Linked DNA regions of Homo sapiens: regions 2, 3, 4 and 5 are each linked to region 1. A link is a loop called in an ENCODE intact Hi-C map of the cell type or tissue named here. Cell type or tissue: endothelial cell of umbilical vein. All regions are shown on one strand. Each heading gives the region's core, and the rest is flanking DNA. Links, peaks and the distances in the headings are about the cores only.

The links. A loop is a pair of places that touch in the nucleus more often than their neighbours do. Peaks named below come from ENCODE experiments on the same cell type or tissue, not always from the same donor. Only the 100,000 strongest peaks of a DNase experiment are listed, where the experiment ranks them.
Region 2: it touches region 1 in a loop (5-fold over the local background); 7 of 110 quality-filtered maps call a loop at or near these places.
Region 3: it touches region 1 in a loop (19-fold over the local background); 57 of 110 quality-filtered maps call a loop at or near these places.
Region 4: a loop joins it to region 1, with 10 times the contacts of the local background. A loop is called at or near these places in 22 of 110 quality-filtered maps.
Region 5: a loop joins it to region 1, with 2.5 times the contacts of the local background. A loop is called at or near these places in 8 of 110 quality-filtered maps.

The regions. Positions count from the first base shown.
Region 1 is chr2:187,578,371-187,584,924 of GRCh38, forward strand. No RefSeq gene overlaps it. Among named protein-coding and RNA genes, the nearest start is that of TFPI, 27 kb to the left of the region's middle. In endothelial cell of umbilical vein, for the core only: CTCF peaks have their summits at 2,548 (motif pointing left), 3,225 (motif pointing right) and 3,424; DNase peaks (open chromatin) are centred at 2,491 and 3,231; H3K27ac peaks cover 1,006 bases.
Region 2 is chr2:188,366,885-188,373,438 of GRCh38, forward strand. The region is part of intron 1 of GULP1 (GULP PTB domain containing engulfment adaptor 1); the gene reads left to right. Among named protein-coding and RNA genes, the nearest start is that of MIR561, 73 kb to the left of the region's middle. In endothelial cell of umbilical vein, for the core only: a CTCF peak has its summit at 2,686 (motif pointing left); a DNase peak (open chromatin) is centred at 2,667.
Region 3 is chr2:187,839,795-187,846,348 of GRCh38, forward strand. No RefSeq gene overlaps it. Among named protein-coding and RNA genes, the nearest start is that of TFPI, 290 kb to the left of the region's middle. In endothelial cell of umbilical vein, for the core only: a CTCF peak has its summit at 3,620 (motif pointing left); a DNase peak (open chromatin) is centred at 3,647.
Region 4 is chr2:186,858,993-186,865,546 of GRCh38, forward strand. No RefSeq gene overlaps it. Among named protein-coding and RNA genes, the nearest start is that of ZSWIM2, 13 kb to the left of the region's middle. In endothelial cell of umbilical vein, for the core only: a CTCF peak has its summit at 4,055 (motif pointing right); DNase peaks (open chromatin) are centred at 4,159 and 4,409; H3K27ac peaks cover 801 bases.
Region 5 is chr2:188,288,805-188,295,358 of GRCh38, forward strand. It overlaps GULP1 (GULP PTB domain containing engulfment adaptor 1), which reads left to right and starts at 3,070. Exons shown (of 12, transcript NM_016315.4): 1 at 3,070-3,362. RefSeq lists an enhancer at 4,922-5,805. In endothelial cell of umbilical vein, for the core only: a CTCF peak has its summit at 3,087; DNase peaks (open chromatin) are centred at 2,417, 3,057, 4,257, 4,987 and 1 weaker place; H3K4me3 peaks cover 3,148 bases; H3K27ac peaks cover 3,634 bases.

The DNA of each region.
Region 1 (6,554 bases), core at 1,080-6,079:
AATGGTAGTATGATACTATTAGAAGATTTATCTCCCAGGGAGGACAATTTAAAAGTATAGAAATGTTTACCTGGTAATATTCCCTCTAGGCTACCACAATCTCATAAAAAATTTGTAGAGGCAGAGTAGCATTGGTTGAGTATTGACTAAAGGAGTAAAGGCGCCAGACGTGGGTAAATTTATTCTAAAACAAGACTTAGACCAGAGTACAAGTTCTTCTGAGTGAGGATTGGACTAACTTCTATATATAATATGTACAGTGGTATATTAAAATGTGTCTGTATTGTATTAGAGTTCAAAGATTATGTTCATGACCATATATCTCAATGATACCAGAGTATGAGTTCAAAAGAAATTGAATACACTTTGTCTTTTTTATTCTATATTCCTTCTGATCACTTGAATTTTCAAATGTCTTCTATGAGTAACTAAGTTTGAATTTTATATATATATCATTATTATTATTTGAGAATAGAGTATCACTCTGTCACCCAGTCTGGAGTGCAGTGGCATGATCTTAGCTCACTGCATCCTCTCGGGTTCAAATGATTCTCATGCCGCAGCCTTCCGAGTAGCCGAGACCACAGGCCTGTGCCCCCACACCCAGCTAACTTTTGCATTTGTAGTAAAGATAGGGTTTCGCCATGTTGCCCGGCTGGTCTCAAACTTCTGATCTGCCTGTCTCAGCCTCCCAAAGTGCTGGGATTACAGGTGTGAGCCACCACACCTGGTCTGAATAATAATTTTTATTCAAAATATTTTTTTTGTCTTTATTAAGTATATATTTGTGTTTTCACTAATTTTTTCTAAGAGGAACCAGAAAAAAAAAAAAAAGACATTGGTCCATGCTTTTTGGAACTCTGAGGAAACATGGCTCACTAACAATCACAAAGCTAATGGTTTTGTGATTATCTATTTCCCTTTGTCTAATAATACAAGACACATCTACAAAAACAAGAATGGTTAGCAGACAGAGAGTTTGACTGATTTTTGGTAAGAATCATAAAAATATTGCTAACAGATAATCTCTATTTTAGACATTTGAAAATAATTTCCTGTAAGTTTATAAACATTTTATTAAAATATTTTTACTTACAAGTTTCTTAGAAAAAACTTTAAAAAGTATGAAAAAATAGCACATATACATATCACATAGACATATTTATTAAGCACCAACTATATGACAAATACCGTTCAAGGATTTAAAAAAACAGCAAAGGGCAAGACAGATAAAACCACAATAAAGTGAATTCTACCAATGATCACAACTTTTACTCTGAAGGAGGATTACAACAAACTGAAGAATGTCTCACCTTTTGATATATCTCCTTTTAAAGCTGCTTAGAAATAAGTTATTCATGTAAAATTCTGTTTATTTATGCCTTTTAATTTATAGAGAGTCAGGTTGGTGTATCTTGGGGAGGTTTTCACTGGTTATTCAACATCTAAAATGTAAAGAAAAAATTTTATTCATCTCATATTCAGATTTTTTAAAAAAAAATTTAAAATTTGAATCCCATGGTGAATAATTATATTTTTATGTCAATTTCTAGTCACTTGCACTTTACAGTTTATGATAGTAAACTCCTTTAATGACACTTAAATTTTTTTTCTCAGTTTTATAGGCAAAACCTGGCAAAATTTTAAATTTGCAGTCCATTGAGTAACAGCGAAGTTGAATATTAATTTTCTTATTGGATATTTTTCTTTTTCTTTTGTGAATCGTTATTTATGTTCTTTGCTTATTTTATATTAGGTAAACATATGTACATATATTACATATGTTACATAAACTTACGTATATATTTTGCATATATGTATATATACACATAAGCTTAAGGATAAAATGCAATATTCTTTCTATTATTAGATACTATTGTCCTAACACAAATCTGTATAATGATAATAGTAGTATAGTAATAATAAACATTATTTAATACCTAGTACTGTTGTATCTTTTCAAATAACTATTTTAATCTTTAAACAATCCTCTAAGGTAGCTATTGTCACTATTTTAAATCTAAAGAAATTTGAGAATTATTAGAAAGCTCAATTAAATTGGCCAGAGTTTTAGTACTTACTGGCAGTAAGGAGCCAAGCATAGTTTAAACTCAAATCTGTTACTCCTTTGTCTGTAATCGTTCCAGTGGGCACTAATGCATCGACACCCACTATGCAAGTGATTAGAAGGCAGAGAGTAAGTGACATTTTGATTCGCATTGGCAAGGCCCCTTCTGTCATCATGAAATTATTTTTATAATCTTTCTTCTTTTATTATGTTTTTATTTCTAACCCAAAGGACTGATGTTGTTTGAAATAAGAAGTGTTTGGTTGGTTGAAGTCTTTGTTTGGAGAGGAGAAAACTGGAATGTGATCAAAATTTGTAGGAATAGAGAAGAAAATGGTGGTCCTTCGAATACTATGTTTCTTCAAATTCTATTAAAATGATTCATGCTTGCTCAGAGAACAGGGATTACTTGTGGTTAATTACTGCCCTCTGTTGACGACATGATATATAAATTGTAATTCATGTTCTAAAAAGAAAGTTAAAACTACAAGAAAACTCATTTATGAAGATTAGTAATTAAACCTCAAAAAATTCAAGTGCTTGCCCAAACACCTATATAGCTAGTTAATTACAGGGACGACTGAGACTCCAAGTGTCATAAGCTATGATTAGTCTCGTGTTGACTAAATTAACAACAGTGTTATTTTTGGCCTGAAAATATTTTCCTATTTTCTGAGACTCAAAAACAAAGGTTGTAGTACTCAAAACAATTCAAAATACATTTTATTCAAGAAAAATTTAAATACAATTTATATTCAGGTTAAAATAAATTATGCAGTACAGAAAAGTGGGAAGTGGAAAATAAATATATTTTTCTCACTCTCTACTTGATCCCAGAGGTGACAATCACTAACTGTTTGTTGTTCTGAAATGAATTCTAAATGCTTAGAATTTTTTTCAAAACTAAAATACTGGTCTCTAACTTTTTTAAAACTTAAAATATATGTCTTAGGGTTTATTCCATATAACCACATAGAGATATAGCTTAGTTTTTAATATGACTGCCTACTATTGACACTTTTGAGGATTACAGGCATGTTTAGAATGCCCTTAATTTGGAGTAACTTGTTATTTCCACATAATTAAATTCAGGTTATGCGTTATCTTCTAGGATTATTACAAAAGTGAGGTTGTTTTGTTCTCATTTCCTTCCACCAGGGGGCACTTCATTTTGGTTTGTCTCGATCAATGTTCACTTCGATCACTGGATTAAGGTGTTTCAGGCTTTTTCATTGAAAGCTACCCCATTTTCCTGCTTCTGTGTACAAGAAGGATTTGAGTGGCAAAAGTGCTCAGCTAAGATAAAAAATAAGTAATTACCCCGTCAAATCCTTTGTCCCAAGTAACAGGAATAATGGAATGGATCATAGAATGTTAAGCATTATTTTCCCAAAAGTGCTGAGTGTCCTAGTTTGATTCTAATTCCTTTCTAAAGGAACATACAAATAAATGAGGTATTTGTACCAGTTGTACAAGGAGGGGAAAGAACCTTTTCCTATATACGACAATTCATTTAACTCAAATTTGTTAATATATAAGTCTATAAACAACACAGAAAGTATAATCATGGTTCTTTCTATTGGCAGCTAGGTGAATATTAGAACTGATGATGGTTTTGTTTTTCTTAAAACATTTACTAAGACATAGTCATTTTTAAATAATATTAAAGTTTCGGTTTCATTTGGCTATTTTAAATTTTCATATTCATAATAAATTTGCAATTTGTATTTGCATTTTAATAAGTAATTTTGAATTCTTTAGAAGAAAAAACTTATTGAAAAGATGATGTTTAAAAATGTTTAAATTTAATTGAATTTACATTTTTGAAAAAATATTTCAAATTGCATGCGCTTAAATACAGTACAACAAAATGATGCAATGATCATGCTTGCAATATAATTACTGGTTTTGCTGAAATGAAGGCAAGGAAGATCAATATGGAATAAACATATACTTATGAATTATCTATGTATTTTCATTTATTATTAATCCAAGCATCATAACCAATTAACTAAATACCTAAATATGCAGAAAAAATGTATTTGATGTGTCTAAATATTTTGTCAATTTTCCTAACATAAAAAATACAGCTTTATAACATATCTTTCAATTGTCTTTATGAAATATATTTGTCTAAATGGGATGGAAAATATTTTATGTAACAACATACTAGCTTGATTAATAACTTTTAATATTTAGAATATAGTTACCATAATGCCTTCTGCCTCTCACCTCACAATAATACAAAGAGTGCATTTATTGAATCATCCATTCACCAACTATTATCGGCCAACTATTATGTGCCACTACTGGGACTACAGCAGTAAACAAACAAACAAAAAAGGAAAAATTCTGTTTGCTTGGAACTTAACATTTTAGTACATTTTTTACCAAAGGAGAAAGGAGACACATTCAGACATAAAGCATAGCTTTTGTCCACTTTGTATCACACATAACTTTCTCAAGTTTTCTTTATTGGCATGATAGATTTTTGCTGAAATTAATGTGGTTTTAGAAGAATATATTCATAACCACAGATAGATTTACCAGAAGCCTGGAGAAAAAGTTTGGCCTTAGGGGAAATGTTTAACGAGCAAATGACAGAAGAATAAAAATTTCAGTGTGGCCAATAATATGTTATATATTTAATGAGTAGAGTTGAAAGTGGAAAGAAGCAAGGAAAATTGAAATTTAAATTGAGTTTTTGTTTTACTTTGGAGAAATATTACAGAAGCAGAATATGCTTAATTGATTTCATAACAGGTAATATACAATCACAAAATCATATCCTCTATGTCCCCATGGAAACAAAGTGATAAACAGCTGCTGTCCACTTTACAGGCACAGAAAAGCAAGGTTAATTAGAAGTACTGTACATGCAAATTCAGTTCCATTAACGGCAAAATCAATTCAGAAAAGAGCGTTTTCACGGCATAATTTTTTTCCTAGTTCTATTAGTATTGTGTCAGATCCATATATTTGTGATTCATTAGAGAGCTTAGAAAGTGGGATGCCTGCCAAAGCCCACCTGGACTGGGAAGAAAATCATTTCAACTGCCTTGGCAACAGTCCTTTTTCTTTCTTTCAATGTAAAAATCATTCAGAATCCAGGTGACATTCAAGATAACCCAAAGTCACACTAAACAATAAAAGCATATAGACAGTAGTCGGTCTTCCTCCCACCACAAATAAGTAATAAAATCCTTAAATCACAAGCTTAATCCAGATTTTTCATATTTATCTTAAACTTAGGGAGTGTCTGTACCTTTCCTTTCACAAATAAGGATGACAACTGAGTAATGCATTTACTTTAAGATGACGTTTAGGGCTCAATTACCTGTGTGCCCCAAAGTATGGAAACAATCTTCAGTGAGTATTATGATTCCTTTATAGTGCATGGGGTTTACAGCACAAGCTGTTTTTCATCTTCAGATGTTTCTCCTGATACTTGTTCTGTTCATGCTTTGTGGATTGCAGTTACCACTCATAGTCAATATGAGCCCAAATTGATTTTTTTCTGTCTGAAAATCTTAACTCCAGAACTCCAGTATATTCTATAGTCTTTCTCCCTTTTTAGTAGTAGCCAATAACCAGAAGCTGGGATGAATTCTCCCTATGTACATTTGCTACCTATTTACAGAAATAATTTATACCTTTTTCCTGTTTTAAAAGATACACGAATAGTATTACATTCTACTTATTCTTTTGTAACTTACTTAAAAAAATATATCTATGTATTTACCACTTGTTTTATTTTTGTTGTACCGTGTTCTTTTCAATAGGAATTGCTAGGTTGTAGAATAAGCAGTTTTTCAATTATAAAACATGTTGCTAAATGGCTCTACAAAGTGTTCTCATCACAGCACTCTGGAAGAGTATTTATTTCTTCACGTACTTGCTAAAAACTCTGGTGAGAATTTTTAATTCCTGCCAAAGTAATATTTAAGAAATGATGTCTCATTTTTTATTTGATTTTCAATTCTCAGATTTCTTGTGAAGATGTGTTGATAGTTATTGGTTTCCTCTTCTGAGAAGTTCCTGTTCATATTCTTTGACCATTTATAAAATTTGGTTTTCTGGTCTGTCTTATTCTTGTTTCAAGAATAATTATTTTTTATTCTGGACAAAACCCTTTATTGGTTTTATGACTTAATAACTTCTCCAAACATATGTCTTGACATTTTAGTTGGTTTAGAGTAGTTTACTTGTCTTGTGGCGATTAATATTGAGGTAAATAACTGTATCAATCCTCTTTATGATTTATGCATTTTACGTCTTATTTTAAAAATTCTACCTACCATAATGTGATAATGTAATTCTACATTTTCTCCTGAAATCTTACTTTTAAGTCTTTATCTTTGACATCTTCGTCTTTGTCTTCTGTTTTAAGCATTTTAAAGTTCTTTTGGCTATTTTTGTACCTTTTACATCTTCCATGTGCGGTCTAACATTGGCTTACCATTTTCTTTGGAAAAAAAAATTAACT
Region 2 (6,554 bases), core at 493-5,492, 790 kb after region 1:
GCCTGGCCCCAATTTGTTAAATCCTTGCATCTTCCACTCAAGAAAATGTGGCATATGCTCCTTAACTTGTATTTTGACATAACATTTCAGATACTTTCCTCTATATTAGACAATAGATAGAAGTGCACATATTTTTATTTGTTGTAGTAACAAATGGATGTTTTTACCTTTATATGTAGTTAAATTTTTGTTTATATGTGCAGATAAATAGAGCACAAATTCCTTGAGGGCAGAAAATCTGTCTTGTTCATGTTGTTTCACTACCATAGAGACATTATCCCTGATATTCAATAAATATTGGTTAAATGAATACATTTCAGTTACTGGAATGATGTCCCACTGTTTATAGTTTTTCTCATATCTTAGTATTTGTCTGTGTCTGTGTGAACTGGTCACGATGGTTAGGGGAGCAGGCCAGGTGCTGGGGATGTTGTCTCAGCTGCAGGGCAGACAGTTGCGTTCTAGTGAGTAAATAGAAGCAGCTTGATGTCCAAGGTTTCCCAAGACTACCTCCAGGTGCTTTGGAGGAAACAGATTAGCTCCAGGAGTCCCCGATGGAGCAATAGGGAGCTTTAGCTTGTGGGCATGGCACAGCAATGGAGAATCAGGTGGTATTTAATATGTAGACACCTGGGGCTTTAACCAGTGTTCTTTTTGAAGTCTAGGTCTGCCATGCCAGTGAATGGGATTTATTTGTCAAGTTTCAGTTTCTGGAGGGAGGGTGTGACAAAAGTACATTAAGATTCTAGGAACTCAGAAACAGGTATCAAGATAGAAACGGTTACATACTGAAGCCCAAGGAGGGATGCACAATTAGGAACGTGGTTGTCTGTGGCCTCTTAACAGAATGGGTAGCTTCTGAGAGGGAGGAGGCTGCGACTCTGGACCCAGCCATCATCACTGTCCTGCAACCTGTCAGAAGAGTGATCAGTATCATTAAATGAGGAATAAAAAAGCCCAGTTGATCTCTTGCCTGAAGTGTTTTGACTGTAGGATGGGTGGGTGGGGGTTCTGATTGTGAAGCTTGGAAAATAAGGACATGGTGATGCTCTGTGAGCACACTTATATCTATTAGTCCACCTCATTTTTTTCACCCTTTTCATCTCTTTCTTTTGTGTCTCCTTTATAGCAGAAACCTTTCTGCTTTCTATCCCTTCCTCTTCTTTCAATCTTCTCTTTCTCTTTTTCTTCTTTTGCCTTTCTCCCAGCTGCAGGGTATGATTTTGTAAGTATGGTAAAAATTCTATACCTAATATCTTATGATTTAGGTAAATAAAATCTAATGCATATGTAAGAATAATCTAGAAAAAAGGTCTGGGGATTTTTTGGTGTTGAGGGATCTATAAAACTGAGAAAGAATGTGTTTTTTCTGCGACATTGATGGAACCTATGAATACATTTAATTTAGACTTTATGGCCGAGTGTGGTGGCTCATGCCTTTAATCCTGGCACTTTGGGGGCATAGGCGGGTGGATCACTTGAGGTCGGGAGTTCGAGACCAGCCTGATCAATATGGTGAAACCTCATCTCTACTAAAAATGGAAAAATTATCTGTATGTGGTGGCATGCGCCTGTAGTCCCAGCTACTTGGGAGGCTGAGACAGGAGAATTGTTTGAACCCAGGAGGCAGAGGTTGCAGTGAACCGAGATAACACCACTGCACTCCAGCCTGGGTAACAGAGCGAGACTCCATCTAAAATAAATAAATAAATAAGTAAATAGATAAATAAAATAGACTTTAGTTAAAAAAATGTTTTCAGTATAACAAAGAAAATACAGAAGCCAAAGTTAAGTTATGTTTGCCCTACTGTTCTTGTGAAGAAAGAAAAGATAACCACAGCATAGGTTTATTTGTTGTTATTGCTTTGAATTAGCTATAGAACAGTTATGTATAAATGAAAAACATATTTCCTTTTTTGAAAACTACACTTTTTTCAGTGACTTAAGACACATAACAAATTTATGTGGCCTTTTTTTTCTTTTCATTGGGTTAGTATAATTCTTTGAGAGTGTATTAATAGATAGAATATATATATATGTATATATATATGTGTGTATATATATATATATATATATATATATATATATATATATTTGAGACAGAGTCTCACTCTGTCGCCCAGGCTGGAGTGCAGTGGTGTGATCTTGTCTCACTGCAACCTGCCTCCTAGATTCAAGCAATTCTCCTTTCTCAGCCTCCTGAGTAGCTGGAACTACAGGTGCATGCCACCACACTCAGCTAATTTTTGTATTTTTAGTAGAGATGGGGTTTCACCATATTGGTGATGCTAGTCTCAAACCCCTGACCTCAGGTGATCCGCCTGCCTCGGCCTCCCAAAGTGGTGGGATTACAGGTGTGAGCCACCATGCCTGGCTGTAAAAAAAATATTTTTACAGTGTTGTATACAATCAAAGTTTTGTTCATTCATCATTTTAAGACAAGTTCCTTGAATGGATGTTAAGGAGACCAGACAGAAAAGATTATGATAGATTCTTTTGATTGCAAGAAAAAAAAAAACTCACTCACCTCAGAAAGGCTAAGTTTAGAGATGAACAAGACAGGAACCCCAGCCAACATGTCCAGTCTTTAAGAGAACCCGGGGAAGATGGACTGAGATTCAGAATTGGGACGTAACTAGTGTGGCTCTTCTGAGTAGATTCCCTCTCTGCCCCCTAGTGACAGAGTTGATCCTCTGCCATTGGGATGACAGCTCCCTCTGTCATATTTTTCTTGCTGCCACCAGTACTCTCTTTATTGTAGATGTTTCTCTACCATTTTCTGTCTCGGTTTCTTATCACTTATACTTATTATTCATGAACTCTACTGCTTTATAACATCTGTAAAGTATCTTATTCCTCTGTGTCTTTGGTTTTCTGCTCCAGCTACAAACAGACTAATTCTCTTCCCATCCCGCTCAGAGTCTAGAGCCTATTCTTGGTTCAGGTAATTCACTGTTACTGTTGCATTTTTTTTAAGAGACGGAAGTCTCCCTCTGTCACCCACGCTGGAGTGTGATGGTGCCATCATGGCTCACGTCAGTCTTGACTCCCCAGACTCAAGCAGTCCTCCTTCTTAGCGTCTCAAGTAGCTGGGACTACAGGTGTGTGCCAACACACCTGGTTAATTTGTTTTGTATTTTTTGTAGAGACAGGGTCTTGCTTTGTTGCCCAAGCTGCTGTTGCTTTGCTTAGGTGGAGGTTTTGTGCCAGATCCCCACGTAAGCCTTAGATGATCTAGTCTTAGCTCAGGTGCCTACTCTCGTATCTTCAGAGGGGGAAAGGCTTATGTTGATTGTCTTAAGGTAGGGTTATTCTTCCAGCAGGAGAATGGGGGATGACATTCACAGATGAGATTTATAGGCATGGCAGGCATTTTGAGAGCACACAGATGGCCAGTTTGAGCATAGTGAGAAATTCCTTGTCACAAGTGCACTGGTTGGACAATCTATGGTACCTAGCACAGAAACTTGCTCTTGGTTGACCTTATATTTTTGTTTACCTTATTTCTGTTTTGAGCAAAACAATCAATGAATGAGACATAACTATTCCTCACTGAGTTTTTGAGACTTTCTTTGGATCTCATTGCATATTTTATTTATGCCCTCCTCATTTAGTTCACAATTTTCCTTACAAATTAATTGTCATTTACTAACTACTTTATGGGTTATTTCAATCCATAGATGAGACTTAAAAACACATAAACCACTTATACTGGGAATTAAACTTACTTGATAATGTTGACGTCTGTAAGTATTTGAGGCTATTTCAGTTTTAAAACATAATAAAGATTGCATCTCACAGTGTAGTCTCTGTCTTGAATAAATTGCTTCTCTGCAAAGTAAGTCCTTGAGCTAACACTCAAGAAATTACACATGTAACATTGGCCAAAAGCACAGTTAGCATTTTTTAAATTTGAGGGGGGATTGTCTTTAAGAGAATATACTTTCAAATGTATGTGTTACTTCCCTTTAAGCATGTGTGTATGTGTGTGTGTGTGATGATTGTTGGTTTGATTTTTGGCAGGGTGGAGATTGGTGACCTATTGATAAGATTTTTCTCCTCTCTTTAACACTTTTCATTCTTTACCCAAACTCTTCCTAAACATCTATTGAGCATTTACTATTTCCCAGGCACAAAGAAAATGATGTAATTTTTATCTAATTCAGACATACAGTAAGTCCGTGGTTGCTGTATTTACAAATCAGCTGGCAAGATGTAAGTAGTTTGAATACTATGGTTTCCTTGATTAGGCTGCAGTTTTTAATCATTTGTACAAATGGTTATATTCTTTCAAATTTCATACTGTTTATGATTTTTTTCTGAAGCAGGGTTTCTTGGCAGGTATTAATAGAAAACAATAAACATCATTATTTCATTTGGCAATAAACAATTAATAGCTTAGAATGGTTTTCTAATAAAAACACATTCTACAATGAATGAGAGTTTTTCTTTTCCAGCACTATCAATAAAAACTTACAGTTCCCTAAAATGGTGAAATCAAATGATAAATAGTACAAAGGATTTTAACATGCAAACTAGATGTGTTATCCTCCATTTGTAAGAAGGAAATAAGAGAGTCGAGATTTCTGAGTCCTGACCTTGGCTGTGGTGCTACTAACTCATCTTTCAACGTTGATTTTCTCTTTGGTAAAAGAAGGAAAGCACAACACTGTGTATGGGACAGAGTAGTTTTGAAAATAAAATGTCATTATATCAGTGAAAGCATTTAAATTAAAAGAAACTTACAAATTCATCATGATCAGAAGCTTACCTAATTAGTATAGATTACTATTTAGAAATTAATAATTAAGTTAAGCAAGCATTTAATAGGCTGACATCTATTATAACATTATGATAACAAGTTATTATAATTTATTTACTTGTCTGTCTACTCTACTATTAGATTAGAAACTCAATTTCTTCATCTGTTTTCCTAGTCCACAATACAATGCACAACATTGAGCAGGTGTTTGGTAAATGTGTGTTGGGTGACTACAGCAAGAGAAGAGATAAAGATGAATCTTTACAATATCATAGTCTGATTATTATATACTACTGAACGAGCTTTCAGTCAGGCTTCAGAGAAAGTTAGATCCATTTAAGAGGTAGCTACATCATTGATTTTTCCAATGCCTCAAACTATGAGATTGGAAGACTTTTGTTTCTTTAATTTCACTTGTTGTCGTTGCTGTGAATGGTTACAGCAAACACAGAGAGGATGTGCCTCTGGCAGTATTATCTTCATTAACTGTATCAAGTTGTCTTCACTGAGATAATGTATTGTGCTGACTTGAATATAAGTGTTTTCATGAATGGCAAATTGATGAAGACTGGTTTGCCCAGCTGCATCTAGTTCTCCAGAGGAGTTACCTCCTATGGCTAGTACTAGTACTTTCTACTTACTAATAGATTCAGAGCATTGGGAAGATTCCTAGTTGGTCATTTACTTCTTTTAACTACATACAGCTTGGAAATTAAATATCGTTAGTATTACATAACCTGTTTCTTATGGTGAAATGTCTGCGAAAGTTTACATGCAAGTGCACTCTGACATCACTTGTTGGAAAAAGGAAATTTGGTTGTAAATTTTGCCTTTTCAGCATGTCATAACTTCTCCTGGAATGTGTAATATGACCTCATATTTGTATTGTACTTACAGTTTTGAAAGTGTTTTCATACATGAACTCCTTTAAAAATACTCCAGGAGAGAGGGAGGTTAGGTATTATTAACATCATTTTGCAAGTGCTCTGTAGATTATTTTGACCTAACATCCATGTGACATATCTAATTGTTAAATGAAATTAGACTGGACCTTTTTATGTTGATATTTCTGCCCCTTTTATTCTTCTGGAGATCTGTGAACAAAGAAGATACTTGCTATCTACACTAAGCCATATCATTGGGTCTTGGAAGACTGAGCTCAAATGAGATAATTGCAATCTTCTCTCCTCACAGATAGGAAACTATCTTCAGGTATCACAGAGTAAATGTTAGATAACTAAAAAGGTCAGAGATATTTTTAAAGTTTTGTTAGGAGAGAAAAAATTCCCTTCTGCGTTTTATCCTTCTATCCAAGAATAGGCTGAAGAGAAAGATGTCCTTAGCTTGGGTAAATAGAAAATAATCCTTGTTTATTATAAGCATTTTATATATTCATTTATATCACAGTGTGTTTTATGGAGCTGGGGAAGGGAATGATTATATATATATATATTTATAATGCATGGCCTCTTTCTTAAGTAGTCATAGTTTACTGAATTCTGTTTGAAGTGGGAACTAAGCTCTAACAGAGGAAACATGGAGAAGAACATTCTAGAGAGGAATCAAGTACCTTCAGTACTAATCAGATTTAAATAGTATAATACAGTTGAACTAATTTAAGAGAAAAGTAGCCTAATACTTTCTGAGGGAGCAATGAAGAAAAATGAGCTTAATAAGATAAACTTTTATTTATTTAATAGTTGATATTTAGAGATACATTTTTGGTTCTTTATATTTTGGTTCTTTATGATATTTTGTGATGCTGTCCTGTATACCAGCATCCAGTTTTCAA
Region 3 (6,554 bases), core at 988-5,987, 260 kb after region 1:
TTCAAAAATTCATCAACATAATCTGTCATATTAACAAAATAAAGTGAACTTCATTGGAAATTCTTTGGCCAGATTCTAACTTACTAAAATTGAAACAATCAAAGATCTGAAATGACTGAGAAAAACTCTGAACTCTATGATGTAAGCAACATCTACATTTTAATTAAAGACAAGATCAATATTACTGATTTTCTTTTGTCTCAGATTCCAATATGGTTTCATAGCTTTTGTGCTTTGACTTCCAAAAAAAAAATAAATAAATAAAATAAAGAAGATCAAAGGAAACCAAACCAAAGCAGCAGAAGAAAATAAGTAATACCAATAACAGCAAAAATCAATGAAAACAGAAAAACAATAGAAAAAATAAGTGAAATAAAATGCTGGTTATTTGAAAACAATAGCATTCTAGCAAGACAGACAAAGAAGTAAGAGAATGACACCCATTGCCAATATCTAGATGAAAAGAGAGATTACTACTACAGACCCCATAGATATTAAAAGGATAGTAAGGGAATTACTATGAATACAAATGAATTTGACAGCTTGAGACGTGAATCAATTCCTCAAAAAATGCAGACTCCCAAAACTCACTCAAAATGAAACAGTTAGAATAGCCTAGTAACTATTAAAATTATTGATATAGTAATTGAAAAGTTTATCCAATAGAGAAAATTTCAAGTCCAGATGATTTCACTGGACAAATCTACCCAACATTTAAAGAATTAACCACAGTTTTATACAGTCTTTTTACGGAGTTTCACTCTTGTTGCCCAGGTGCAATCTCGGCTCACCGCAACCTCTGCCTCCTGGGTTCAAGAGATTCTCCTGCCTCAGCCTCCCGAGTAGCTAGGATTACAGGTATGTGACACCACGCCCAGCTAATTTTGTATTTGTAATAGAGACGGGGTTTCTCCATGTTGGTCAGGCTGGTCTCGAACTCCTGACCTCAGGTGATCCGCCTTCCTCAGTGTCCCAAAGTGCTGGGATTATAGGCGTGAGCCACCGCAGCTGGCCTACACAGTCTTTTTCAAAAAACAGAGAAGGTAGCAAAACTCCCAATTTATTATACAAGGCTAGCATTACCCAATACCAACACCAAAGGCAGCATACAGACACATGCTCATGTGTACACACACACACACACACACACACAGAAGAAAGTAAAATAAAAAAGAGCCCAGGATTTCTCTTGAAAATATAAATAAAATAAAAATCCTAAACAAAATACTGCAATTCAAATCCAGTATAAATATAGCATGATTGAGTAAGATTAATTCTAGGAATGCAAGGCTGATTTTACCATTCAAAAATTCATCAACATAATCTGTCCTATTAACAAAATAAAGCAAACTTTGTTGGAAGTTCCTTGGCCAGATAAACTATTCTAACTTATTAAAATTGAAACAAAGATCTGAAATGATTGAGAAAATAATTAATTTGATTTATAGACTGGACAGATTTGGCAATCGTAATCTTTATGCTTTTGTTAACAGCTCAAGCAAGTGTGGGAAAAAGGGGACATAATTTTAATGTACTCACTGAGCACAGCAGAAAACATATTAAAAAGCTTATTTTGTCCTTTTTCTTAATCCACCGCTTGTACATTGTATGGAAGAATTAGAGTATTATGCATAATTTAGATACACTTGTCTGCAGAATTATGGTAGATTTTTACCTGGAATACATTTGCATAATAACAAAATAGATCAATAGTTTTAGCTAATTAATGAATAAATATTAAAATCTATTCTGCATTTCACAAGAAATGCTTACATTGACAACTATAATAATGTTTTGGCTGACTTTAACATGGTCTAGTGAATCCTAGCAAAATATCTTCCCAACTCTAAATAGAAAGCACATTCCATACGTGTATGTTAGATATATAATTGTATGTAGAAATGTGGATTTTTTTACATTTAGGATATTAATCAGTATTATAAACATTATTTGTAAATGTAATTATTCTAAATTATCCTTATCATTAATTAATAAGCACTTCAAAATATTTCTAAGATATTTAGTAATTTTTCCTTGTGTGATAAACTTCCTTTAGAGAAATATAGCTATAAGAGGAAACAAAATGTGAGCAACAAAGACATTAAAACATGAAAGTTTCCATATAAGAAACTTAAATAATTGAACAAGCAAAAAACAAATAGCCCCATTGAAAAATGGGCAAAAGACATGAACTAACACTTCTCAAAAGAAGACAGAGAAGCAGCCATAGAAAAAAATGCTCCATATCACTAATCATCAGAGAAATGAAATCAAAATTCCAGTGAGATATCATTTCACATGAGTCAGAATGCCAATTATTAAAAAATCTAAAAGCAACAGAGGCTGGTGAGTCTGTGGCAAAAGGGGAATGCTTATACACTGTTGATAGGAGTGTAAATTAGTTCGGCCACTGTGGAAAGCAGTTTGGAGATTTCTCAAAGAACTTAGAAATATCACTTGACCCAGCAATCCCATTACTGGATATACATCCAAAAGAAAATAAATTGTTCTACCAAAAAGATACATGCACTTACATATTCGTTGCAGCACTATTCACAATAGCAAAGACAGAATCAGCCTAGGTGCCCATCAACAGTGGATTGGATAAAGGAAGTGTGGTTCATATACATCATGGAATTCTATGCAGCCATAAAAAAGAATGATATCATGTCCTATACAACATGGAATACTATGCAGCCATAAAAAATGAAATCATGTCCTTTGCAGAAACATGGATGCAGCTGGAGGCCATTATTCTAAGTGAATTAACACAAGAACAGAAGACCAAATCCCGCATGTTCTCACTTATAAGTGGGAGTTAAATGAACGGTACTCGTGGACATGAAGATGTCAACAATAGACACTGGGGACTACTACTAATGAGCTCCATGTGAGACAGGAAAAGGTAGAGGCATGTTATCAGTCACACAACATTTCAAGGACACATTGGACAGGAGTTTGAATGGCCTGAATAACTGACGTACAGTGTGCAAAGGGAAGCCAGGAGGAATTCTGAAAGCAAAGCTTAAAGACACATATGTTTATAAGTGGTTTAGTTGTTGATTTACATGAAGGCAAATGTAGACATTTAGTACTGCCATCTAGAATCTCTTCAATTTTATTTTATAAGTTCGTGAAGAATGAGAGCATGATGAGAACTGATAGAAAAAGTCATGCCTTGGTCCATGATTTTGTATCAATCAAGGCAAGATAGGAGAAAAGCCTTCTGAGTCTTATGATTCGTTTATATCCAAATGGCTTTGTATGCTGGTTTAATATAAGTGAAGGTGAATTGGAGCAAAAAAGAAAAAATATATATCAATATGCGAAGTGTCTCAGGAAGTCCATGTGGAGGATTGAGCCACAAGAAAGTTGTCATGGAGTCTGGAATGGAGGGGAATTTAATTTTCCATCAGGCACCCAGAGAGGGAAATGAACGTGAATTACTGTAAGATTAGACGGTCCCTGATCTGAAGGAATTCATGTACTTCTAAGTGGGCAACTTTTACTAAGAATTTTTTTCTAAGCTGACAAGAAACACGGTAAAATTCAGGTTCTCATTTTTAAAAAACTGGCTTATGCAGACATTCTGGAGAAAGCTAGCGTTATCTTCTTACACAAGGGATGTGCTGCCCCCTTCTGGATAAAGGAAAAGGTAAATTCCACTGAGAAATTTACATTCCTCCACTTCAGATACACATAAGAATGAAAAGCGCCCTCATCTTATTCAGTATTATAAATATGTATGTGTGTACACATAGACCCATATATATTCACTATATATGTAATATTTTATATTGGGAGTATTAAGTGATCAAAACCAAGTAGTGATCAAGTTAAAAGACTAGAACACACGAATGGACTGCTAACTGGCCCTTAGAGTATAGGCTCTATGCTGTATCCCAGCACCTAGAACAGTGTCTGCAGTATAGTAGACTCAAATCACATCTCTAAGAACCCACATCCCATTTTAGAATTCTTTAGTGGCTTCACTTTATGGTTGAGCTGAGCTCCAATTCTTTGGCATGGCATTAAAATTTTTCAAAATCAGATCCTAACCTGTTTTTTAAGCCATAAGGTCTGGTCATTTACATCATCCAGGCTTTACTTTCGTCTACCTGCAAATATTGTTTCAACCACATGTTTTCTGCCCTACATCTTTTCACAAATTGTTCTAATTTCTTAGAATGCCTTTTATCTCTCCCCTCTGTATCACCACTGGTGAAAATCCTTACCATTTAAAAAAAATAAAAATGAATTGCTAATTTATCTGTGAAGTCTTTACCAGTATTTCTTATCAAGATGCTTTCTTTTTCTGTTCCTTCACACTATTTTGATTTTCTTTACATTGTAACAGTTTACATTATCTGCCCCACAGTTTCTTCTTGTTCATCTTTGACAGACATCACTTTTTATTCATCGTTGTATCTACATTCCTTACCAAATGCCTAACATACAATGTAGTCATCCAACTGAATAAATGCTGAGTACATTGATGTGCAAAATCATAATAATATTTTACATTCAAAATGAGTTAGCTGAGTTGAAATTTTTTTAGCAACACAGATGGATTACAGTCAGGTTGAATAAGGTTTATAACACCATGAGAAGAATTAACCATTTTCACTAACTACAATCCAGACTGCTAATGACAGTCATTAATCATAAACCATTCTATAAGAATATTAAATTCTGAAGCATATCACCATGTTCTCTTATATGGGTGTGTGGTGCACTGAATAATGGCTCCAAAATAGCCACACCTTAGTCTTCAGAACCTGTGAATATGCTGCTTTACATACTAAAAAAAAGATTTTGAAGATGTGATTAAATTAAGAATTTTGACCTTGTGGGGTTATCCTGGATTATCCAGGTCCAATGTAACCACGAGGGTTCTTATATAAGGGAGGCAAGAGGAGCATAGTAGAAAAAGAAGATGTCCTTATGGAAGCAGAGGTTGGGGTGATGCACATTGAAGATGGAGGAAGGGACCATGATGCAAGGAATACAGACAGCTTCTGAAAGCTGGAAAACACAAGGAAACTATTTCTCTCTTGGAGCCTTGGGAAGTAATGCAGCTCTGTGTAATGCTTGAATTTAGCTACATAAAACTCATCTCAGACGTCTGAACTCCACAACTGCAAGATAATAAATATTTGTTGTTTTAAGGCATAAAGTTTGTTGTAGTATAGGAGAGTTGAAATTGGAAACTAATATTCCTCCAGTATTATGAGAATAGCTCTTTTACATATATGAAGCCTTTGAATATAACTAAAGTTGGATAAACATATAAATTGTGACACATGTCTTGAGTTTTTCAGACAGACTGTTACTATAGAGTTATTACATGAATGTCACATCATTTAAAAATAATTGTAATTGAAATACAGTACTTAGCCTCTGGAGTCAGGATGCTGACTTTTCAAAATAGGTTTGTAGAACTCTGATGTTTTGTCTCTATATCTATCCATGGCAAATAACTGGTCCTCATGTATTTTATTCATTGTTATGGCCAAAGAGGCCTAGATATTTGCCTACAAATGAAAAATAAATGCATAAAAGTGTAGCCATTAACTGGGCTTAAATTGTTTATTAATGCATTTGCAATCAGATTACAATTTATTCTACATATCATAGACATCAACTGGTCAGTTGGAATAAACAACTAGAGTTGTATAAAGAAATGACTCAGTGGTGTTTTTGAAAAGCTTACAGGTTTATGAGTTTATAGCGTATATGTTAATGGACCACTTTTATAGCTATTTTTATATTTTTGCTACTTATACTTCAGTTTATTTGTGTTGTGTGTGTGTGATATTTCACGTAGTGTCAGAAATTTGTAAATAAATTTTTTTCTCAATATATACCTTAACACTTTAATGTATTCCATGCTTTTATTGTTGTGGGGTAGAACAATAATTTTTTGTTTTAAGCTTATATACTTGAAGATATTTTACTTATTTCTTACTTTAGTAAGCAAAATATCTTCATGCGTATAAGTTGAGTCATGCAAAAATGGCATCATATGTACACACTTTTGCTTTAAAAAATTGGGGGGATTCTATTTTAGAAATGTAACCTGGAACACTAAGTCACATGTAATATGCCATTAAAAATAGTCTACATAATTAATATTTTAATTTAATAAATGTCTTTCATTCAAGCCAGATGTGAAGAATGAATCATGGCTAGCTATTGTCAGGGCACATTTCCAATAAAGCAGGCTACCATATTCTTTCTTCAAAGAAGTTGAGACTTTCTTGGGGAGGAGTGAGGACTGCTTTTCAGAAAATATATATATATATATATTTTTTTTTTTTTTTGAGACAGCGTCTTGTGCTGTTGCCCAGGCTAGAGTGCAGTGGTGTGATCACAGCTCACTGTAAACTCAAACTCCTGGGCTCAAGGGATCCTCTCACCTCAACCTCCCAAGTAGCTAGAACTACAGGCACATGCTACTCTGCTCAGCTGATATTTTTTAATTTTTGTGGAGATGGTGTCTCACACATTGGCCAAGTTGGTCTCCTACTCTTATGCTCAAGAAGTCCTCTTGC
Region 4 (6,554 bases), core at 1,038-6,037, 720 kb before region 1:
AGTTCTCTGAGAAGTCTCCCTGGGAGAAATCTTAAAGTGACATGATGCCTCAGAGCAAATATCCATGTGAATATTATCCCATCTTTTGATTTCCAAAAATTATTTCCTGAGCTCCACTGATGTGGTTCTACATTGGTCTGTGCAATGTTGGCATAAGTAAGACAAAGAAAAAAAAGAGGGCTCTACTGAACACCTATGCTTATCTCTCGGTAACTCGCTCCTTCTCGAATCTCTGGTACATAGGAGGTAGCATGCATCATTTTACCTCTATTTACAGGTACTTGGACCAAGAGTGGACACTATATTTAATGAGAGTTCACAGACTAGTCTGACTTCAGTGGCCTGGCTCACAAAGATGGTCTAGGCTTCCTTTGTTAGAAACGGAGTTAAGATTTGAGGAGAAGGGTTGTTTTCTTTTCTGGCAGGGGGTGTTGTCATGGGGGTATAGTAATAAGCAGATTTATGAAGTGCTGCATGGTCACACTAATGACAAAGCACTAAAGTAAAGCTTTTTGGACTCCTGCTGCCAAAGTCACCAGAGCTACCATGAATATATGACGCTCTCTAGTCCTAACCTCACTGAAGTTTATTTCTATTGTAGTCCCTCCTTCCAGATTATTGTGTGATTTCTTAGTTATTTACTACTATAAACCTGCTTGTTTGAACTAGTTCAAGTGAGTCTCTGTTTTTTTGTGACCAAATGAGTAACAAAAATGATTCTCTGCATTAATTTAATGGTTGTAGAGATGTAAAAGAAAGAATGGGTTTAAGGTGTAGAATCAAAATACCTTAGAAATCCAAAAGACATGGATGATAGGGAGAAGGAAGAGTCAGAGATGAGTCCCAAACCCTTGCCAATAGGTAACACAGAAGACAGAACAGGGATTGAAAGAAACATATTGAAGTCCAGGTTAGACATGTTAAGACTGTGGTGCCTGTGATTTTTTGTTATTGTTGTTTTTTGGTTTTTTTTTTTTGAGACAGGGTCTTGCTCTGTCACCAGGCTGGAGTGCAGTGGCATGATCTCGGCTCACTGCAACCTCCATCTCCCAGGTTCAAGTGATTCACCTGCCTCAGCTTCCCGCATAGCTGGGACTACAGGCGCACACCACCACGATCAGCTAATATTTTTTGTATTTTAGTAGAGACAGGGCTTCACCATGTTGGCCAGGATGGTCTCAATCTCCTGACCTCGTGATCAGTCCTCCTTGGCCTCCCAAAGTGCTGGGATTACAGGCATGAGCTACTGTGCTAGGCCAACTGTGAGATTTTTAATGGAGATGCATATTAAAAAGTTGGATATGTAAGTGTGGACTCACTTTCATGTGCTACTCTTTTTTTTTTTTTTCCAGGAAAGAAGGCTTAGTTGATATAAAAATCTTACATTCAATTATTTATGATTAAGGATTTTGACAATTGAAGGTTTAACTGGTAAATTGACATAGACTGCATCAAACTAATATAACATCATGCTATTAATGAGGTTTCATTCCTTTAAAATAACCTCGTTTTGGAGGCACAAATTTTGAAGAATTAGTCATGAATTTATGATGTCTCCAAGGTAATTTAGGTGTGGAAGTGCACAGCTAGACTCTCTAAATATCATCTTTGGTTCTATTGCATTGGAACACTTATAAACCAATATCTTTAGTGTATTTTGGCTTTCCTCTCAGTGACCCAAGTGGCAAAAAGATCTATTAGCTAAATAAGCACACAAGGTTGCTTCTTGGTAAATTAAACATATGAATCTAAATAATGTATTTTCCAAAACCCCACTGAAGCTATAGTAAAGGAATATTATGAAAGACATGAACCCACAAGTCAAAAGGAATCAGAGTGGAGACAACAGCAACATAATTTTGGAAAATGAAATGATGGATAAGTGGTAGGCATTATAGCAAACTTATGAAAACTCTATACTAAACTTGTGTTGCAAAAGGTAAGAACCAGTTCAATTTACTTTGAAGAATTTTAAAAGAGCCAAGGATTTATGTGATTAGCTACCTTTGGCAGTTGGAGGGTCCAGTGGGATGTATTTTATAAAAAGGAAAACTAATTGAAAGCTGCTTAGGAAGGAGTTACATTCCTGGTTCTCCTTTCTCAGTCTGAAAATTTAGGTAATTGCCTCCATCCAAGTAAATCAGCAGAGATTTGTTCTCTGGAGGAGGTCAAACAAAAGGGCATTGAGGGATACCAAGCATAATTAGTGATATCTTACCAAAAAAGTGGTATTAAGTTAACATGCATACTGGAGGCTGAATCCCACCCCCTCCTTACTCTACCCTATAACTAGATTACTGGTTATCAGAAATTTGCCTTCCAAGAAGAAAATAGTAAGAGTCTTCTCTAGAGAATCTGATGAAAATGTAAATATTAATTAGAGGGGCTCCCTGATGGCATGGTCCAGCCAGATTACCTGCAGTGATGTTTACAGTCAGAAAGCCCCTCCTGCCCACTCAGTGTTTCAAACTGGGGTTTTTCATCACCGACTCTAAAATATGAGCTGACAATCAAGGCTTATAAATCTAAGGGTGACCTTTAACATAAAAGATGCAGATCAAATAGCTAAAAGTAAAAAACTATGAGGTCGAAACGGAGATTCTGCAGAGAGAAAATCATAAAAATTTGCATAATATTTTTAGAGAGATGTCTATAGAAACAAAGGAACAGAATGCTATAATAAAGACATATTAAGATAATAAAAATGAGATTTTAGTAATTTAAATTATTACAAAGAAAAGATAATTGTAAGAGCTGAGAAAGTTCCCTCCCAAATAATCAAACAATAACAAAAAAAGACAACAAAAACTAATTCACCATCACCATCACCGTCAACAACAAAAAACAGAATAAGAATTCAAGTGAGGAAATATTGGAAGAGAGCACAACAGTTTCACTACCCAATTAACAGAAATTCCGGAAAGAGACCAGATAAAAGAAATGGGAAGAAAATTTCAAAAATAATTTTACAACATTTCCTGGAACTGATTCGAGGGCTCCTCAAGTATAACACATTTGCTGAGTACGGATGTATAGGTTGGGCATGGAACCACTCCAAGGAAGCACTGTGTATGCATAAGCGAAGTCATGCAGTTCACACCTACAGGTGGTGGCTCTGCGTCCTACCAAGACCGATGGACATGAAATTTCATAATTCTGGGGAATGACAGAAGATCCTACACTCTGTGGGGGGTGTGTGTGTGTGTGTGTGTGTGTGTGTGTGTGTGTGTATGAGAGAGAGAGAGAGAAAGGAAGATAGGGAGAGAGGGAGAGAATGAGAGAGATGAAAGAAGTGGGAGGGAGAGAGAGAGGAGGGAAGGAGAGGGAGGGAGAGAGGAAGGAAAGGGGAGAAAGAGAGAGAAACTAAAGGATCTAGAATCAGAATTGATTTTTACTTCTCATCAACAGCAGTGAAACCATGAGACAAAGAGTAATGCCTTCAAAATTCTAAGGAAAAGTAATTTCTAACTTAGAGTTCTATACCTAGCCAAGTACTATACTTACAACCTAGGTGACAAAATTATCTGTATACCAAACCCTTATGACATGCAGTTTACCTATATAACAAACATGTATATGTACCCTTGAAACTGAAAAAAAGCAAAAGCATAATAAAACAAATCTTACATGTTTGAAAATGTTTCTTATCTGCATAATGGTAAGTTTGGGGAAGGGGAAATGGGATGTAGAGAAGAGAGGACCATTTTTGTCTCAACAAACACTGATTATTTTAGCTACATTTAAAAAACCAAATTTGATTAAAACAAAAATGAAGAAAAAGCTACTGATTACTTTTAAAAACCAAATTTTTATGGAATTTGGTGAGGTATTATTTGAAAACCAACAGCATCTGCTTTCAATCATTTCAAGCAATTTTTCACTAAATTGGCACCAAGGCCATCTTGCCTTTTGGCATGTTTATGATATGTATATCATGTGAGTCTGTGTGTATGTGTGTATTATTTATTCTACAGCTTAAGGGTGAAAAGCTTAAAAATGGATTTCTTGGAAGCATTGGGATCCTATTTTTATTCCACTAGGTGTCAGCATAGTACCGTGAACCTGAATGCTATTGGGTTAGCAATCATTAAATCATTGCTTGTTCATAAACATGTTTTTATTTATCTTTCCAAAAATGATGATGTGAAATTTAGATTTAATAATGTAATCATCTTCTGCATTGTAATCATTATTCTCTACTCAAATGTTCCTTTTCCCCCTACCTATTCAGATTAGTATGAGCTGCTTAAATTAGTTAACCTTTGGTGCTAATATACATCAGGGAATAGAAAAAGAAAACAACTACTGACAGAAATGACAGCAATGAATGTGTTTCCTGCATCTGAACTTTGGATTTTCAGTCAGTGTTTTTTTTTTTTTTTAGTAGGTTAAGAGAGACATTTGGCTGACTGGGAAGATCAAAAGTATAACATTTCCACCATCTGTTATCTAGTTTATAAATATGCTTTAAAGGATATGAGCAATAATTGACTAGTTTAGTGCCATGGCAACTGATAAGTGTTCTTGTTAAGAGGACGTGTTGGGTAATTATTGTTAGATATTTTTAACTTATTTATTCCCCCTCTGACTAATCACTGTAGCATCATTGGCTTTGGCTTTGTATTGACTTGACCTTGACTCATCTCAACATCAGCCATACATATACCTATATGTGTATATGTGGATGTATATATATACACACACATATATAAACTCACATAGACACACATATAAATGTCAACAAATACAAGGAGCATGTCTATCTTTATTTTCTGTTTATTATAATTAGAAAAGTGGCTGAAACGTAATAGGTATGCGATAAATATTTGTTAGACGAATTATTTAAAGACAATTTGATAATATATATGTGTAAGAGATTTAATTATTAAGACTTGGTCACTTATGGATGCAGATAATTAGGAAATGAGAAAGTCCCTTGGGGTTTCTAATTTAGAAGTCTTGGTGGTGGCATTCATAACTACGTGGGACTCCAGGAAGAGTTGTAAGTTCAGCAGGATAGATAATGAGTTCAGATTCTGCCATTTTGAGGCAGTGGAGTGGACAGCAAACTGAAGCTGTCTGATAGGCATTGGCTATAAAGCTCATACATTTTGTAAAAATATTTGAGCGGGAGATACAGTAATTATCATGATGTAGAATGGGTCAGAGAGTAGATAAGTTTACCCAGGCAGGGTTTGTTCAATGAGGAGAGAAAAAGGCCAAGGGCAGAAACCTTGCAGAATAACATTTTAGGAATAGTGTACAATGAAAGGGAATCCTGAAAAAGAAGCTGGAAAGGAAAGAATAAAGTGTTAAGCATAAAAAGTAGTGAATTTTGGACGGGCGCAGTGACTCATACCTGTAATCCCAGCACTTTGGGAGGCTGAGGCAGGCAGATCATGAGGTCAAGAGATGGAGACCATCCTGGCCAACATGGTGAAACCCCGTCTCTACTAAAAATACAAAAATTAGCTGAGTGTGGTGGCACGTCCTGTAGTTCCAGCTACTTGGGAGGCTGAGGCAGGAGAATCACTGGAACCCAGGATGCGGAGGTTACAGTGAGCCGAGCCGAGATCACACCACTGCACTCCAGCCTGGTGACACAGCGAGACTCCGTCTCAAAAACAAAAAACAAAAAACAAGAAACAAAACCCAAACAACAACAACAAAGTAGTGAATTTCAAGAGAAATAGAATGGTCACCAGGGTCAAATGCTGCAAAGTAGTCCAGCCATATAAGCAATAAAAGGCACATATTTATGAATTAGGAAATTGTTGGTGACTCTGCTATGGAGTTATGAGAAGAGATTACCATTTACAGTATGACTGAGGATGACATAGGACATGAAAGAGTAATATAGTGAATACGGACTGTAGACTCTACTTCGATGGAATATGACTATTCAAAGAAAGGGAATAAAGAACTTGGCAGCTCAAGGTTTGCTAACGCCAGCTGCCCCAAGGTTGAGATTTTATGGAATAGTTAATCAGCAGTCTTCAAACTGAGATATGTACAGTTCTTGAGGTCCATGAAGACTTTACCAAGTACATAGGGTTGAAATAATTTAGAGATTAATGTCTATATCCTCCATTCCACATACACTCTTTGCTAATATTAATTGGCCTTAGAGCTTTAGTTAAAATATCATACTTGTTTTCTTTTCCTACTTTCCTTTTGCAACTACACTTCTCTTGCTTTATCAAACAAAATCACATATTATCTAATCTGATGTTGATCATCCCAGGGTATAAAATCATGGAGACATCAAACAAAAGAAAAATTTGTATTGATGATGAGAAAGTGAATTTCCTCAATGATTCAGAAACAAAATTTTTTGAACGTCAGGGAGTTTCTAATTTTTTGCTTTCAAAACAATTGAAGGAACTGATAAATCATTAAAATATAATTTTTGATAATACATCCCTATGTGACTTTTGGCATATAACATGAAAGGATTTCAATAGTGGATTTATGTTGCTAATACCAAAACATCCATTTCCACCTGTCCTATCCCACATTATTACAAAAAATTTTTCTCATATTTATAAAAACAA
Region 5 (6,554 bases), core at 482-5,481, 710 kb after region 1:
AGGGTAAGAGAAACTTAATTCTGGTTTGAGCAAGAAAATTAATTTAAAAATACTGGAGGCCAGGCGTGGTGGCTCACACCTGTAATCCCAGCACTTTGGCAGGCCGAGGCGGGTGGATCACGAGGTCAGGAGATTGAGACCATCCTGGCTAGCAGAGTGAAATCTTGTCTCTACTAAAAATACAAAAAAAAAAAAAAAAAAAAAAAAAAATAGCCGGGCATGGTGGCGGCCGCCTGTAGTCCCAGCTACTCGGGCGGCTGAGGAAGGAGAACGGTGTGAACACGGAGGCGGAGCTTGCAGTGAGCCAAGATCGCACCACTGCACTCCAGCCTGGGCGACAAAGCAAGACTCCGCCTCAAAAAAAAAAAATAAATAAATAAATAAAAATAAAAATTACTGGAAAGCTGCTGAGTTTCTATCAGGGTCTATATGAACCTATGATGAATGTGAAGAACTTTCAAATGGAAATCTGAGGTATTTGCAGTAGGTAAAATTAGGCGTATTTGTCATCGTAGTGCCCTGCTAGGCTTCTGCAACCCTTTTCTTTGGCATCTCCCTTCTTCACTTCCTGGGGCATGCTATAAATTTGTTTTAAAATCTTGTTCCATTTGGTTCTATTGTTTTTAAAAACTTGGTTCTGACACTCTTGAGATTTTTATACCTCTAAGCCATTTCACAAAGAAGATCATATCAAAAGTCAGGTTATAAAAATTACAAAGCAATAGCAAGTTTAAAGACTTTAAACAGTGGGAGAAAATATAAAAGTGAGTAATCTTTAGCACTGTATGTAACGATTGGAAAAAGACAGTTATGAGGACTCATCTATCTTCATTTATCCATTCATGATGGATGTGCTTTGTAGCCATATTTTTTTTTCCCTCTTTAGGATCTTCCAAGTCTTATGGATAGGAAAGACAGATCTCTAAAGAGGCTATGATATGCCTTTAGGAAACTGAGGATGAGGCCGGAGTAGTAAATAACTCTTACTTAGAAGGAGTATATAGGGTCTCATCCCTGAGAACATGGGAGTTAGTTATGTAAATGTTCAGATGATTTTCAACATTGTATATGGTAAGGAAGAATTTTTTAAAAAGACCTTCTTACAGGTACTAGAGGCAAATGAATGAGAAATAAGTACATGCTATGGGATTTTCCATTATTTCACAGGATGGAAAGTTTGATCTCTGTAGCCTGATTTTGTTCTTTGGCCTTGAACTTGTTCAAGTTGAATTGTGTGTCCTGAACACTGATCTAGTTGTTCACAAACTAGGGTCAGCCAACTGTAGTGGTATGTTGATGTATTCTTGGGAATCGAGAGTTATTATAATCTTTTAATATTATGGCTAAAAAACCCAAAATATCTATGTGTAAATATATAATGTAAGCATGGATTCGTTCATCTCATCAACCTCCTTATTCCTAAATACTGGACTACCATTTGTTTTATTTTTATAATCACATTGATACCAAGTGATCATCTAAATGACATTATTTAATTTTTAATGATTGTTCATAAATTAATTGCTTAAGAGTTATTTACAGAAAAAAACTAGCATTTGTCCTGAGATTAATATTTTTAATATAATTATTTTTATGTGTGCTTGACTATTGTGATAAAGAGAAAAACAGTTAAAAGAGGACCCCAGCCAAGTTATTATGAGGACTGATTTCTGATATTAGCTTTAGTACCTCCAAACCATGAGATTTGGGGAAAGTCACTTAAGAGCCCTAGACTTCAGTTACCTTGTATTTAAAATAAGGGAGTTCAGCTGGAACTAGTTAATCTGTAAACATAGTTTCCATTTCAAAAATTGTGAAATGATGCCTTTTTAAATGGAAAAAGCATTAAGGAGAAGAAAACTGATTCAGTTACAGGGTCTTTGGGGGAAAATTTCTAGCACCACCCTCTCTCCTAATTACAGTAAAACATGGTGGGATATAAGAACCAAATATTTATTGAGTATTTTCTCTGCGCCTATCACAACTCTATTTTAACTCCTGTAAATGTGACTGTGACTCCGTGAGCTAGATTATAGAATTCCTGTTGACAGTTATAATTGGTAGGCACAGAAAGCGTAAAGATGGAGTTTGGAATGGAATCTGGCCTGTCTGACTCTAAGCCCTGGATCCACTGTAATACATTATAACTGCTAGCTTTGCAAAATGCCTTTTTCCTTTTCTCATCTATTTTCACACTCAAACTAAAATTTAGTAAACTAAATTCTGAGCAGCAGAAAAAATTTTAGTAAAGGTCCTCTCATCCTTGAAGAACTTCTTATATAAGGATACTCCTTCTTGCTCCCTTTCCCACGCAGAACTTTACCAAAGGTCAGTAAGAATGGGCTGTTGTGTTTTCTCTCAAATCCTATACAGAAGTCCTTAATTCCGAGGTAAACATCTGAATGGAACAAATGAGTATGATCTGGGGGTTAAGGCAATTTTCAAGTGTGTGTATGTGTGTGTCTGTTTTAAGGCATAACAAAGTCCAGAGATTAAGGCCGAGTTAAAAAACAAATGAGGACAAACCAATGAGGACAAACCAGTCCGCTGAGGTGCGGCCAGAGCAGCAGCAACTGTGGCTGCTTTCTTGATAAAGGCTGTGAAGACGGCACGTTTTACTCTTATTCGTGTATTTCTTTTGACACTTTACCCCTCTATGAAGCCTCAGAGGTGTTTTAAAATTGTGTTAGGAAACACACAGAGATAAGAAAAGGCAAATGGTCCTGATCTAGTGTCTCAGGGAAGAGGCTGGAAAGGAAACGCGGCGCGAGTGGGGTGGGAGAGGGGGCCTGTGGTTTTGCTTCTGTCCGGGCTGAAGACTGAGTAAGGTAGGGCCCCTCCTTCTGCGGATGGGTTTCTCTCTCATTCCACCCTCCACCCACCTCCGGTTCCGCGTGCACGCGCGAGATAGTCCAGTGGGCCCACAGATAACGACCATCAGAGATTAAAGAAGGAAAGTCAGCGAGCTTGAACACAGGCGTCCCGTGTGGAAATGTCCAAGGAGACCGCCAGAAGTGCGCAAGCCGGAGTCGGCTAGAGTTTCCTTCTCACCGAGAGGGGGAGCCCGGCGTTCCCGGCCGGGAGCGACCCGGAGTCCCCAGCCCCGCGTCCCAGCTGCCGCCAGCGCCAGTTTTGGATTCGGCGGATTAGGAAGAGGAGGGAGGGGGGAGAGAGCGCGAAGAGGGAGGGGACCGAAGCTGGAGGGTCCCGAGTCCAGCGCCGTGTTGGCGTAGAGAAACTTTCCCTCTCGGCCTCGGAGACGGCGCCCCGGCCGTGCCGGAGTGGAGATCGCCAGGCTCGGAGGAACCGGCAGCTCTCCACGCCCCTGCCCGAAGCCTGACCCGACTGCCTCTCTCAGTGAGGTACGGAGATTTATCTAGGCTCTTCCCTGGCTGCGAACCCAGGCTCCCTCCAGGTAGCGTGGAATCGCTTAGAAGCTGATATCCCGAGGGGCGGTGGGGGTGGACAGCTCCGGCCACCAGTGCCCGGGAAGGAGGGCGCGGGGCTGCGCGTAGCCGCTGGCCAGCAGGTTGTAAAAAATTAGGACAGCTAAATGCTCAGGGAGTCGTCCAGCACTAAAGGAGGCTAAGACCTGTTGACGCCTGCTATGGCAGCGCTTGAGAAATGACTGGGGGAGTCCAGCGAGGTCGGGGACGCAGCGGTCTCCGGGCTCCAGAAACCTCCTTAGCCTTTTGTGGTAACTTTGGTCCGGCGGCGGGGGGCCGGTGAGCAGGAACTGGAGGGAGGCGGTGGGGAAACCGTGGATCCGTCCGGCTGAGGGTGCGTGGATCAGACTGGGCTGAGCAGGCAAGTCATCGTCGGGTCACAGCGAGGCGACCCAGGAGCGAACTTCCAGGGCAGCCTCCCTTTTGTTGGCGCTGGGAGAGAATGTGGGCATGGGGGTGGGGAGGCGCGAAGCTCCGAGGCCGGGCCGCGGATACTTTAAAGCTCAGAGCTGGGAGGGCCCAAAGGAAGGGGCGGCGTCCACATGGTTACCCTTCTGCTGCGCGGGTCAAGTAGCTTCTTCTGGAGGGCGCAAGGCGCGGCGGGGGTGATGAGCCCTTGGGTTCTCGCTCCGACTGCTAAATTCGCTTGGCCGGGTCCACCTTCTCGTGGCCTCACTCGCCACACGGATCAGAATCCGGAGCAGGCAGTTCTCTCTATTCTGAGGCTCCTGCGGCTGCCGCGCTGACTTCCCTGTGTGCGGGAGGGAACTCTGGGCAGGCTGGTTTTCTTGGAATGTGTTTACGATGTTGAATGGGACTTGAACAGGAAGCTGGACGCTGCAGCTGGAACTAGCGTGCCAAGGTAGAGTAAGGAAGACTTAGCTGGTGTTGGGCTTGGCGGGTCCACTTGGTACGCTGGGCAAACTCCAAGTAAGTGAGGGCTGGCAGTCAAGGTACCCCTCCCTAGGTCCTAGTAGTGTTTCCCAACTGAGCTCGCCTTACTCATTTGCAATCAGACATTTTACATGCACTATTTCAATCTGCAAGTTTGACAAAGTGTAATGCAGTCAATTAGGAAGGATTTAATAAATTTATTTTGTGCCTGCTTTTAAAATACGTTACACCAACATTTGAGAATAAAAAGTTACGGAGAATGTTCAAGTCATGACTGATTTCTAGGACTAGCAGGAGACAATACTGATGATTTTGTGTCTGTATTACAAAATGGGTGATTAGGTGCTAAAGTAAGGGAGATTATTAGACAGAGTGAATGTGAGGAAGTGGAAAACTTTCAGAGGAATTGGAAATTCTTCAAATTTGCAAATTGCTCCCTTTCTCTGCCAGTCTTTCCCTTTTCCCCCCATATGAACAAGTAGCCTTGGCTGGAAAACCCACAAATTGGGAGAGTGCAGTCGCTGGTGACTACAGGCTTTGCTGGAAACAGCAGACAGGCTAAGGTACTGCCCCACTGCATAATTAAAGGTCTCCTTGAGCTGTCCAGGAGTGTTTTCCAAGTTTTTACGACTGACAAGGAAAAAAAGAGAGGAACCTGGCCGGCAGCCAAACTAGACTGAGCTCAGTAGCCAGGCATGAAAGAGACTGGGCAAGTTGCAGGGGCTAATTGGAAAGGGGCTGTCGGTTGCACTTGGGGTTTAAACAAGAGGTTTCTTTTGCAATGAGAATTTTTAGGTGGCTAAGATCAGTCTTCTTGGCAAAAAAATAAACTAAGCATAGAGTGCAGTTGGATATGACCGAGGAAATTACAAAAAGGGCTCCAGGAGCAAAGTCTGAACTTTCCTTATCAGTGTTGCAGTGGAATAGCTGGGGGCCTGATGCTGTTTGTGCTGATCATACTTTGCAAATGCCCACACTTTGTTGCTGTTTGTCTCCTTGGACGAGGTTTGCTGCAACTTCAATTCCTTGACTTCGGCCTTACTTTGTTTTCATAGCAGCAAGAATTGAAGACTTAAGGGTTTGAGCAGATGGTTTTCTACCTAAATTGAATAATTCAATTACGTATTCTCAGCTAGCATGGATTTGGGTCATGGAATTAAAGTAGAAACGTATCCGGCATGACTTCTTTGTGCTTATCAAAAGTGATCCTGATAAACAGATCTTGCTCTTTCATGTAAAGAAGTAAAAGGTGAGATGATCTCAGTATTTCACACATTTGCCCTTTACTGCTTCCTAATTCCAAACCAGCTAGGAACTCAAAGCCTTAACTGCAATTCAGACTCTTCTTTGTGTATTAAAGTTGTGTATGTTTCATCTCTCTTTTTTTTTTCTTCAGAGAGGTGGGTTGTAGGTTTACTATTGTGGGCTTAGGGGTTAAATGGTTAAAACAAACAAACAAACAAACAAACTAATGTGGTTTATATTTCCTCTGTATTTAAGAGTTTGAGATTGTGAATATTAGCCTGCTTTCTGAGACTCACTTTGTGAATCACCCTCAGCCAAATGTTTTCCCTGACTATGATTTCAGTTTTTCCACTTGCAAAGTAAAGAAACTTTCCTTTACATAATTACAAGATTATTGTGAGAATTAAAGAGATGAAATAATGTTAATAGGCTTTTCGACATAAAGGTCATAGGATTTCTGACTCAGCTGACTCAGTTGAGTTTATGGGGATAAAATAGGAATACTTCTATGTTGAATACCCATGTAATAATGACATATCTGGATCTAATTTATAAAAATTACCACTTTTACATTTTAATCATAGCTTTAATTTAATCATACATTTTAATTTTTGAGGATATAAGGGAGATTTTGTTATGGTTAAGGCTGAGTCATTTTCTCAAACAGAAAAGAACAATTAGCACATTCATTTATTTTTATTTCAGTTTATATTTATACACAAGACCAGTTATTTTTAAAGTCCAGCTTAATTTTACCTTTATGAGAAGTTACCAAGTATATTCACAGAACTTGGCTCTCTTCTCAGAAATAATGCTTGAGAAGCTGAAATATATTTATGACATACAAACAGACTTTCTTTTCTTAATGGCCACAACAATTTCCTTAAGAATTTGGAGGATAGATTTTGGAGCCATTCATTAATAAATCCAGCCAATGTTTGTTGCATGCATATCATGCATCATCGGGCC